2 separate regions of the Homo sapiens genome follow, and region 1 is linked to region 2. A link is a contact called in ENCODE Hi-C or POLR2A ChIA-PET data. All regions are on one chromosome and are shown on one strand. Each heading gives the region's core, a stretch centred on a gene start or an enhancer-like site at or near the end of the contact. The rest is flanking DNA. Distances are from core to core; before and after follow the strand shown.

Region 1 (5,596 bases), core at 1,929-4,428, 370 kb before region 2:
CTGGCCAACACGATGAAACCCCATCTCTACTAAAAATACAAAAATTGCCCAGTCATCGTGGTGGGCGCCTGTAGTCCCAGCTACTCAGGAGGCAGAGGCAGGAGAATTGCTGGAACCCAGGAGGCAGAGGTTGCAGTGAGCCGAGATCATGCCACTGCACTCCAGCCTGGGTGACAGAGCGAGACTCCATCTCAAAAAAACAAAATAAAACAAAACAAAACAAAACAAAAACAAAGAAAAAAAAACACCATACCTTTTAATAGTCACTACCCATTTCTTCCCCATTTTCCCTTCCAGCTGAGGCAGTCACTCATCTCCTTTCTGTCTCTATAGATTCACCTACTCTGAACACTCCATATAAATGGGATAATACTCATGGGATCTTTCGTGTCTGGCTTCTTTCACTTAGCATTATGATTTTGGGGTTCATCTGTGTTGTAGCATGTCTCAGCACGTGATTCTTTTTTTTTTTCTGAGACAGGGCCTCATTCTGTCACCCAGGCTGGAGTGCAGTGGTGTGATCTCAGCTCACGGCAACCTCCGCCTCCCCGGTTCAAGCAATTCTCCTGCCTCAGCCTCCCGAGTAGCTGGGATTACAGGTGTCCACCACCATGCCCGACCAATTTTTGTATTTTAGTAGAGATGGGGTTTCACCATGTTGGCCAGGCTGGTCTCGAACTCCTGACCTCAAGTGATCCACCCGCCTTGGCCTCCCAAAGTGATGGGATGACAGGCGAGAGCCCCCGCGCCCATGCTGGGTTTTCTGTGTATTTTGCCCACATGCGTCCCTTGGCTTTTCTCTCAGTTGAGTTTATGATCCACACTCGGTTCCACTCGTGATGTTTGGTTGGGTTTTTTACTAAAGATCTCCCCAAGAGCCATGCCTGTGGCAACCCCCAGCAAGTGCTTGTGAGCGGAAGCTGGTTTCACCCTGTCAGCGGGAGGGGAGAGACAGGGGACAGGCTGGCAGAGGGACCGGAACCTGTGGTTTCTGAGGGACAGGGCAGCACAGAGACGCCACTCACCTAGTGAGAGGCTGGAGGAGCGGGCAGACTTCTCGCTACCGCCTTCACGGCGGAGCAGCTGCCACCCGATCGCAAATGTAACAGAAATGGCCTCACCCATGCTTTTCTGGGAGAGAAGGAAAGTCAGTGAATGAACAACTCCCTCTTGGGTTGGGTTTTCTGCTGAGTCACTGCCTTAATGGCTACCAGAGACAACTGACACCCCCTCGCTAGGCCGGTTTCTAAGGCAACCATTGAGCAAGGTGGCCAGTGCCAACCAGCCTGGAATCAGAAGAGACGCCCATACCCGGCCACCATGTTGCCTTTTTTATTTCTCTCCAGAATTTTTAGAGCCTATTTTTTAAAAAGAAAAACAAAACAAGCTTTTCCTTTTAAAAAATACCCTCTCAAAAAAAAAAAAAAAAAAAAAATCCAAACAGTACAGACACGTACGAAGTAAGAAAATCTCCTTCTCAGTCTCCCAGCCTCCAGTCCCCTGGCTAACACTAGCTGTGGCCACCAGTCCCTGGTTTAAGTCCCCTCTACTCACGCTTCTCTCATGATTCCACGCCTCGCCAGTTTCACTTAACAAGACAAATCGAGAGTGTTCCCTGGACACAGATGTCCCTGACTTTTGTCCTTTTTTAGAGCTGTATGAATGTACTCCATGTCATTTATTTCGCCAGCCTCCCCAAAGGGTCAGTTCGGTTGTTCCAGTTTCTGTGTGTGTGTGTTTTTGCACTTAGGCAAGATCTTTAGGCGAGATCTCTATGAGCAGCAGTCAGGATCTGGCTCTGTCACTCAGGCTGGAGTGCAGTGGTGCGATCATGGCTCACTGCAACCTCGACCTCCCAGGTTCAAGTGATCCTCCCATCTCAGCCTCCCGAGGAGCTGGGACTACAGATGTGTGCCACCACGCCCGGCTAATTTTTTATTTTTCTGTAGAGATGGGGTCTCACTATGTTGCCCAGGCTGGTCTCAAACTCCTGACCTCAGGTGATCCACCTGCCTCGACCTCCCAAAGTGCTGGGATTACAGGCGTGAGCCACCACGCCCGGCTGAAATGACCCTTTTAAATAAATGTTGGGTTAAGGAGGAAATTAAAATTTTAAAATAGTAAATATAACTTTATGGCAATACATTTGAAAAGTCTAGATTAACTGAATGACTTTCTGTGAAAAATAGAAATCTTCAGAGTTGTCTCAAGAAGTAGTAAAACTGCGCCAAGCACAGTGGCTCACGCCTGTAATCCCAGCACTTTGGGAGGCCGAGGCAGGCAGATCACTTGAGGTCAAGAGTTTGAGACCACCCTGGCCAACACGGTGAAACCACGTCTCTACTTACAAAATACAAAATATTAGCTGGGCGTGGTGGCGCGCACCTGTAGTCCCAGCTATCCGGGAAGCTGAACCCGGGAGGTGGAGGTTGCAATGAGCCGAGATCGTGCCACTGCACTCCAGCATGGGTGACAGAGCGAGACTCCGTCTCAAAAAATAAATGAATAAAGAAGTAGTAGGCCAGGCGCCATGGATCACGAGGTCAGGAGTTCAAGACCAGCCTGGCCAAGATGGTGAAACCCCGTCACTACTAAAAATCCAAAAATTAGCCGGGCATGGTGGTGGGCACCTGTAATCCCAGCTACGTGGGAGGGTGAAGCAGAGAATTGCTTGAACCCAAGAGGCGGAGGTTGCAGGGAGCTGAGATGGTGCCACTGCACTCCAGCCTGGGCGACAGAGCAAGACTCCATCTCAAAAAAAAAAAAAAAAAAGCCGGGCGTGGTGGCTCACGCCTTTAATCCCAGCACTTTGAGAGGCCGAGGCAGGGGGACTACCTGAGGTTGGGAGTTCAAGACCAGCCTGACCAACGTGGAGAAACCCCGTCTCTACTAAAAATACAACATTAGCCAGGCGTGGTGGCGCGTGCCCGTAATCCCAGCTACTTGGGAGGCTGAGGCAGGAGAATCACTTGAACCTGGGAGGCAGAGGTTGCGGTGAGCAGAGATCGCGCCATTGCACTCCAGCCTGGGTGACAGAGCAAAACTCTGTCAAAAAAAAAAGAAGTACTAAAACTGAATAGACCATGAGTCACATGTGAAAAGGAATTGCTAGGTGCTAAGCTTCTAAAGGGTCCCTCTAGGTCCCCAGGCTGCTCCATGTGACAGGCACAACCCATCCCCAGTGTAGAACAAATTCTTCTTGCCTTTCATAAGGAGAGGTGTTTGCATAAGATGGAGAGCCGAGTAAGCCCAAGTACAGCAAGAATCGAGTTTTCCCAGCCCCGAGAGGCCCTGGTTGGCTGCAGCCTGATGAGGTGCTAGGTGTGGCCGTCTGGCTTCCCACCCTGTTCTGCGTCTCTGGCTAATTAAACTAAGAACCAAATATGGTCTGTATTTCTACCCATCTGCAGCCACCAGGTGCTAAAAGGGATTCCCAGCTGCCCTGTCTATGGAGCAGCCATTCTTTTATTCCTCTATCTTCCTAATAAACTTGCTTTCACTTTACTGTAAAAAATAAAAACAAAAAACAAAAAGGGATTCCCCACCCCCGCCCCGTTTTCCCAATTTCAGCTGTTGGCTGTAGACTCCCCAAAATCACCACCAGAAAAACCTGTTGTTCAGGCAAAGCTGAGTTTATTGGACTCACTGCAAAGAGGAAGAACACTCCCCCGACAGAGCCGGCCTCAGATCACCAGGGAGGAAAGGAGGAGAGAAAATGCCCGAAGTCCGAGCCGGCGTGGGGAGGGCCGGGTGGGAAGCATGGTCAGCCTTGGACGGCTGGGTGCAGTCTCGGGCCGGGCTCTGCGAGTCTCATCTTTCAGGAGCATGGGTGTGTTGGTCCTGCAAGCGAATTGACTTGTGCTAGTTCTCAGGATTGTGTGGCAGAGCAACAGGTCCCAGAACTGTTTATCACGGGGATAGGAAGGCACCTCGCTCCCGGCATTGTTGAACACAGGGCTAGGAAACAATGCTGGGTTCAGGCTTCCCAACCAAGATCCCCAGCGGACAACAAAAGGAGGACAAAAGCCACTGCCCATTCCCACTCCCCTACGAGCCCACCAAGATCACCTGTTGCTAAAGTCATTGCTGCCTGCAGTAAGGGAGACTGCAACCTTGCCCATGCCTGAGAAGTTTCTGGAAGGGTGAGGTTAAGGTTCATGTTGGAAAATAAGTACCCTTGGGTTTAAGAACCAGAATGATGCCAGAGCGTGGTGCACACCTGCAGTCCAGCATTGTGGGAGGCCAAGGTAGATGGATTGCGTGAGCTCAGGAGTTCAAGACCAACCTGGGCAACACAGGGAGACCTAATCTCTACAAATAGTAATTAAAAAATTAGCTTGTGCACTTCAAAAAAAAAAAATTAAGGGTAGGCCGGGAGTCGTGGCTCATGCCTGTAATCCCAGCACTTTGGGAGGCCGAGGCAGGTGGATCAGCTGAGGTCAGGAGTTTGAGACCAACCTGGCCAACATGAAGAAACCCTGTCTCTACTAAAAATACAAAAATTAGCCAGGCGTGGTGGTGCACGCCTGTAGTCCCAGCTTCTCGGGAGGCTGAGGTGGGAGGATCGCTTAAGCCCAGGAAGTTGAGGCTGCAGTGAGTCTAGATCTCATCAGTGCACTCCAGCCTGGGTGACAGAGTGAGACCCTGTCTTAAAAAAAAAAAAAAAAAAAAAAAAAGAAAGAAAAGAAAAGACAACCAGGCCGGGCGTGTTGGCTCATGCCTGTAATCCCAACACTTTGGAAGGCTGAAGCGGGCAGATCACAAGGTCAAGAGATCAAGACCATCCTGGCCAACATGGTGAAACCCCGTCTCTACTAAAAATACAAAAATTAGCTGGGTGTGGTGGTGCAAGCCTGTAGTCCCAGCTATTTGGGAGGCTGAGGCAGGAGAATCACTTGAACCCGGGAGGCAGAGGTTGCAGTGAGCCGAGTTTGTGCCACTGCACTCCAGCCTGGCAACAGAGCGAGACTCTGTCTAAAAAAAAAGAAAAAGAAAAGAAAAGAAAAAAGAACCAGAATAAGACTAATTACAAGCAACCTGACTGAAACATGATGGACTCGGGCCCCACGTCTTAAGGGGGATTTGGCACAACTCAATGGGGTGGGGGCGGGCACAGTCGCTGGGAAAATAAAACCATTTATTGCATGTACTTCCAAGTACATGCAAGAAATGAGACTTACTACAAAGACTGGTTACAGGAGTGATGTCTGACAGTAAAATCAGACAAGAGCAAAGCAAATGACACCCAGTCTCAGATAGGCCCAGTGAAGACAGCCAGAATCTCCTGACTCAAACCTGCCCAGCAGACCAGAGGACGTTTCAGTGGTGCAATCAAGTGATTTACAAAGAATGAGAACTTTGCTTCATCCTTCCAACACGTATTCCTTGTGCGCCACGTCCGGCTAACTTTTTCAATTGCATTGGCCAATTTAACATTGGGAAACGGGAAGAAACAGTGGTGATCCTGGGAATATTGTCTCATTCTTGACTAATGAAAATGCTGTGGTGTTTCACCATTAAGCACAGTACTGTTTGTGGCTTCATACAATCAGCTCATGAAGCTGTCATCTCTGCAGATTTCACTTTTTTTTTTTTT
Region 2 (5,602 bases), core at 1,428-3,927:
TTTGCTTTCTTTAGCTATTCCAGACCGAGACTGAGGAAGAGGAAGGACAGCCTGCACCTCCCTCTGCCCCTCACCATGGAAAAGGGACAAAGCTACCAGTGAACATTCTCATCCACTTGGAGATGCCGATATAACAGAAGCACAAATGGGGCTGGAGGTTTTGATAAGAAACTTGTAACTCCTTAAAGAGGTGTTTGATGAATTGTTTATTCTGCCTCTGACATAGACTCATATTTAACAAGCAGTGGCAGCTCATGGCTGATATTGAAACAAGGTCCTTAGTTTTTTCTTAGTTAAATGGCATTTCTTTAAATCCTGGTCTACATTATGGCTTTTCCTGAGTGTGTATTCCAGTATAGTAATTCATGGCTGGTGATGTTAACTAAGAGCTTATCTTTAGGGAGAAGCATGATGCAGTAAGCTCCCAATCCGTGCCTGTGGAGTGAATGGATGAACCAATTCAGTTGGGTTCTGGGGACAATCTAGGTCTGTGATAGTTACTGGGATGGTGGCTGAGGTCTCAGGAGCAAGTGACTCACTTTTAACAAGTAGCTCACAAGACCCACAGGTAGGACAGGACCAGGGAAAGCCACTGGCTCTGCAGAGGAAGACGGCAGGCCACTGAGCTGCCGCTCAAAGTAGGAGTTCACCAGGTGGCTCTGGAAAGCAAGTCGTAGCAGGCTGGGGGCACAGCATGGGCAAGAGCACGGAGGCACAGAAATACTTCCCCTGCTCAGGGACCTAGAAAGAGGGTCTGTAGGCCGGGCGCAGTGGCTCTCGCCTGTAATCCCAGCACTTTGGGAGGCCGAGGCAGGTGGATCAGTTGAGGTCAGGAGTTCGAGAGAAGCCTGGCCAACATGGTAAAACCCCGTCTCTACTAAAAATACAAAAATTAACCGGGTGTGGTGGTGCACGCCTGTGATCCCAGCTACTCAGGAGGCTGAGTCAGGAGAATTGATTGAACCTGGGAGGCGGAGGTTTCAGTGAGCCGAGATAGTGTCACTGCATTCCAGCCTGGGTGACAAGAGCAAGACTCCATCTCAAAAAAAAAAAAAAGAAAGAAAAGAAAGAAAGATGGTCCATAGTATTCCTGGAGTGTACTGTACCACAGGGCGTTTGTGCGTGTGCTCATGTGCGTGTGCACGCAAGTGTGTAGATATTCAGGATAAAAATGAGGCTGAAGGTTGAAGAGCCGGGATGTGCCACACGGCTGCCACCTCAGAGGAGGGAGCTGTGGGGAGGGAGACAGCAGAGGCTGCCCTTTTGTTCAAGAGCCTAAAGATGCTTCCTGAATGCCAGCTCGGCTCCTGGAGTCCCTGAGGCAGGGCGCACTTGCTCCCCTGGGTCATGCACAAATGCACTTATGTGTGTACACAGACACAGACATGCACAGGCAGACAGACAGACAGACAGACACACACACACACACACACACACACACACACACATGGGCCTGCCTTGTTCACTGGCGCAGCCCTCCCCAGGCTCTCACACGGCCTCCTGCACACTCCTGCCTGCAGGCACACAGGCAGGCACTCCCGCGTGTTCCGAGTGTGTGCTCATGTATGCGTCCTTGCCAGCCTGATGCTGCTGGCCTTTGAGGCCCCTCAGTGCCGCCTTGCTCCTGGACCCCGTTTTAGCTGGCTGCCTGGGGCTAATCCCTTCCCTTGCCCCCTCCCCCGGCTCTTGGCCCTGTGTACCCTCCAGAGTGTGGGTGAGAGGGTCCTGGTGAGGCAGGCCTGCTGGGGGAGGGAGGGAGGCACTCTGCCCCATACCTGGGCCACGGGCATTCAGTGCTGGTTGCTGGCCCTAGCAGTCGAGTCCTCACGGGGAGGCCCACCTCTGGACCAGTCACCCAGGGCAAACAGGACGTGACCATCTGACTTGGCCACAGGCTGACAGACCCCTTGAGGCTATTCTCTCTCAGGATCTGTTTGTGCAGACAGCCTCAGAGCTGCAGGGCCCAGCCTCTCATGTTACCTGCATTGGGGAGCAAATGATTTTCACATGTATATGAAATGCAGAGGCTAGTGTACGTGTGTGTGTATGCATGTATGTGTGTTGGCCGCTCACTCCTCACCCAGCCCCTTAGGAGGTTGCTGAAGAAGAAAGGGCCAGAGCCTTCCAGAACCCCTTGGAGCAGCCTACATGCCTGCGTGTGTGCTCCCGGGAGGGGTGTGGAGAGAAGAGGCAACCGCACCTGGAGCCACTATAGATGTGGCGCGGCAGGGGAGCTCGGCATCAGAAATTGCTCAAGTACACTTGAGAATGTACTTGAATTGTACAGAATTGTACAACTGAATTGTACTTGAATGTACAGAATTGCTCCACTTGGGTGGAGGTGTGTAGTGTGCAAGGCCATCCCTGTGAGATGCTAGGTGGGCAGCTGGGCTCCCAGCTCTGGAGCTTGGCTAGAAGTCTGGCTGGTAGGGAGCGGGCAGGCCTCGGGGAGGGCGCCCCAGGCTGAGCAGCTGGCTTCCTTCCTGGCAGTCCCAGCCTCCCGGGCCTCTTGCCCGCCCCTTGAGGCCCCTGGCTGCCGCCCTCGCTGCCCCAGCCCCGGCCACACTGGCCCTTTGCACGGTGTTGACACACATTCCATCGCCTCTGCTTACCGCCTTGCTTTCCATGTGGGCAGATGCCTGCGGCGATGGCTGTCTGGGCCTGTCCTCTCCCTGGGACCCTACTTCCTGCATGGCGATCTTGCAAATACCTCCCACCCACACTGACTTTGACCTGGCCCAGTGGGGGCCCAGGGGGCTGATTCCTGGAGTTTCGGGCACCCCTATGAGTCCCCAGGCTGAGAGGGCCAACCTCCAGCCCTGGCTGGTGTAGACAAGGGTCCAGGTTCTGAACCCGGGTTTGCTGCCTGGAAGGCCCTGTCCCTGCTTAAGGCAGATGGAGGTGCCTCTCTCAGGAGGCCCCAGGCCTCGGGGCCACATTAAGGGGAGTGGAGAGGAGAGAGGGCTGTGTGAGGACCGCCGGCGGGGCCGGTGTGCCCTGTCATCCTCTCTAGGTTGGGCATGTGTTTGCAATTCTTTACAGTAAAAAACTGAAAACATGCTGGAAGGGAGATTGATCTCCTGACAGGATCATGGGCTTGTCAAGGTCGTCTTCACTTGCTCTAGGCGTCGCGCTCTTCAGCTGACCGCGCTGCTGCCTCCACCACCAATGTGTCCACACACGCGGTGCCAACAATGGTGCACACGGTGGCCCCTGCTCCCCCATTTCTAGGCTTGTGTGGGACCCGCAGCCCACTGCACACGGCCCTTCCTCCTGCGGTGGAAGTGGGGTGCACTCCCAGGGGCCCCCGGCCTAAGGGGCTCACTCCCCAGCCTCCATTCAGGTTGGCCGCTCATGCTCTCTGGAAATGAGCCAAGGACAACGGGAGCTGCCTTCCCAAGGTCGCCCCAGCCCCCACCAGGTTACTGGACGATGCGGGTGCAAAGGTCCCCCCGCCCCCCGCCTCCACGGCCCAGGAGGACTCTGGGCTCAGCTCATTCCCTCGTGTCGGAGTGGCCTGGGCTGCCGCAGCAAATGACCACAAACCGCTTGGCTTCAGCCAACAGGAATTGACTCTCCCAGTTCTGGAGGCCGGAGTCCAGAATCGAGTGCTTCCTCCGGTGGCTCTGGGGGCGGATCCACCCACCTCTTCCAGCTTCTGGGGGCCCTGGGCACTCCCCACCTTCGCCTCCACATGGCCTTCTCTGTGTCTCTCTCTCTTGTCCCTTCTAAGGAAACTGTCCTTGGATTTGGGGCCCCCTGGATCATCTGGGTTGCTCTCATCTCCACATCCTCAATTTAATGACATCTGCAGACACCCTTTATTTGCATATAAGGCCCTGATCACAGGGCCTGGGTGTTAAGATATGGATGTATCTTTCAGTGGGGGCACAAACCAGTCACCCCACAACGTCTCAACAGCCCAGGCCCCAGCCACAGCGCCCCGGTGAAGGGGCAAGCTTGGGCACCAGGACACACAGCCGAAGGCCACTGGGCACCTCCCTGCCTCTGCTTGAGGAAAGGGGCTCCGAAGCTGTCCCTGCACTGGGCCCCCTGGGGGCCCTGCTCCCTGCAGCCGGAGGTTCCCTGAGCGGCATCCCCGCCCTTCCCCTAAGCCCTGGGTGGACGGCTTTCGTCCTGGGAGCACAGGCCTGCTGAGGGCTCCTTGCTGTGGGCCAAGTGCTCCTGGCCAGGGCCCAGGGTCTCTGAAGAAAAGAAACCCCTGAGCTCTGGTTTCTCAGGGGCCAAGGGGGCACCTAACTCATGCTCAGCTCCCAGCAGCCAGGGCTGGGTGGGCAAGGCTGGGACATGGGAGCGCTGAACCCTCGGTATATTAAGGGGACACCGGTGCCTGGTGAATGCAAAGCCCTAACGTCCCTGTCCTCCAGATCAGGACGCTTAAACTCATTGAACCTCCTTTTTCAACTAGATGCCAGTGTGGGAAAGGCCTCTGCCCCCAGGATCCCGCAGCCAGCCTGGCCAGCTGAGCCAGCCTAAGGCAGAGGAGGGTCCCCCAACTCTCCTTCCACCTCCTTCAGACCATGTGGCTCCACAGTTGGCCCTGGGGGGAGGTGCTGCCTTGGCTCCCGCCCTGCCGTGAAGGTGGCTCACAGCCCCCTTTGGCCTGGTCTTTTCCCACTGGCTCAGTCCTTTGGGGGACTCGCTCACTTCCCATGGACAGCTTGGCTTCACCCTGGACTTCCCTGCTGGGCCTCTGGGGGCCTGCTGCTGACCTGTCCCCAGGAGGGAGCTGCCTCTGGCCTGGCAGGTGCCCCCAGCACAGCGGGCAGGACCACAGCTGTGGGACGGCGCTTGCTCCCCTGTGCCCCGGCTACCTCGCCTGCCCATCGTGGGCCAGCCTGGGACAAGAGGAGAACGGGAGACTGGAGCTGGGGGGCAGCCAGGCCAGCCAGACTGGGAGGGGGTGGCCGGGACCCAGGGAGGAGAGGGGAACTCCCCGCTCCCAGACCCCCCGACTCTTCCTCCCCAGCCCCTCCTCACCCACCTTCACACTCCAGCTCTTTCTCCTCCCTTGGCTCTGCCAGGGGCTGTCTCACCCCCTGGACTGCTGACCTGCCGGGCAGTGGCCGCTTTGCAAGTGGCTTCTGGGCCAATGCCCGGAGGGGTGGCGCGAGAAGACTGACCAAGAGGAAGAGATTTGGCTCCAGGGCAGTGAGTGGAAGGCTCTTTCCCCCGGGTACCCCGTCTACCCTTCAAAGAGGGGGAGGGTACGCCAGCCATGCCTCAACAACAGTCGTCCATTTCAGAGGCTGCCCAGACCACCCTCTGCTCCCTGCAGGAAATACTGAACCTCTTCATTCATTCATTCATTCATTCAACACATATTGAAGCACCTGTGCTGGTGATAGAAGAGTGGACTCGACCAAGTGTCTGTCGCCATGACTTTGATATCCTAGCTGGGGAGTCGGAAGGTTACCTGAATGAAGGTCAGGTTATTCCAAGCCAGGGTGCACCTGGGCCCAGGCATCCTCTGAGCCCCTTAGCACGAGCATGGCTGTGGCAGGTTCCTGACTCGCCAACCTCTTGTCCTCTGGCACCTGGAGGACCCTGGGTGGCAGTGCCTGTACAGCCGTGAGACCTC

The links. Hi-C counts contacts between places; a loop is a spot of excess contacts on that map. ChIA-PET counts read pairs that join two places held with the same protein, here RNA polymerase II (POLR2A).
Region 1: a map of heart left ventricle shows a loop between it and region 2 (6-fold over the local background). The contact joins two enhancer-like sites. A Hi-C loop is called at or near these places in 1 of 168 maps with a recorded cell type or tissue (heart left ventricle). POLR2A ChIA-PET finds 5 or more read pairs at or near these places in 1 of 52 experiments (activated T-cell).

What each region holds. Positions count from the first base shown.
Region 1 is chrX:153,997,938-154,003,533 of GRCh38, reverse strand. No RefSeq gene overlaps it. Among named protein-coding and RNA genes, the nearest start is that of IRAK1, 19 kb to the left of the region's middle. RefSeq lists enhancers at 1,117-1,166, 1,119-1,263, 2,809-3,309 and a cis regulatory region at 1,186-1,196. Within about 2 kb of position 3,178, at least 2 of the 41 ENCODE cell types and tissues checked have a DNase peak (open chromatin) inside an H3K27ac peak, as active enhancers do.
Region 2 is chrX:153,624,911-153,630,512 of GRCh38, reverse strand. No RefSeq gene overlaps it. Among named protein-coding and RNA genes, the nearest start is that of DUSP9, 19 kb to the left of the region's middle. RefSeq lists a cis regulatory region at 3,437-3,450 and an enhancer at 3,371-3,515. Within about 2 kb of position 2,677, at least 2 of the 41 ENCODE cell types and tissues checked have a DNase peak (open chromatin) inside an H3K27ac peak, as active enhancers do.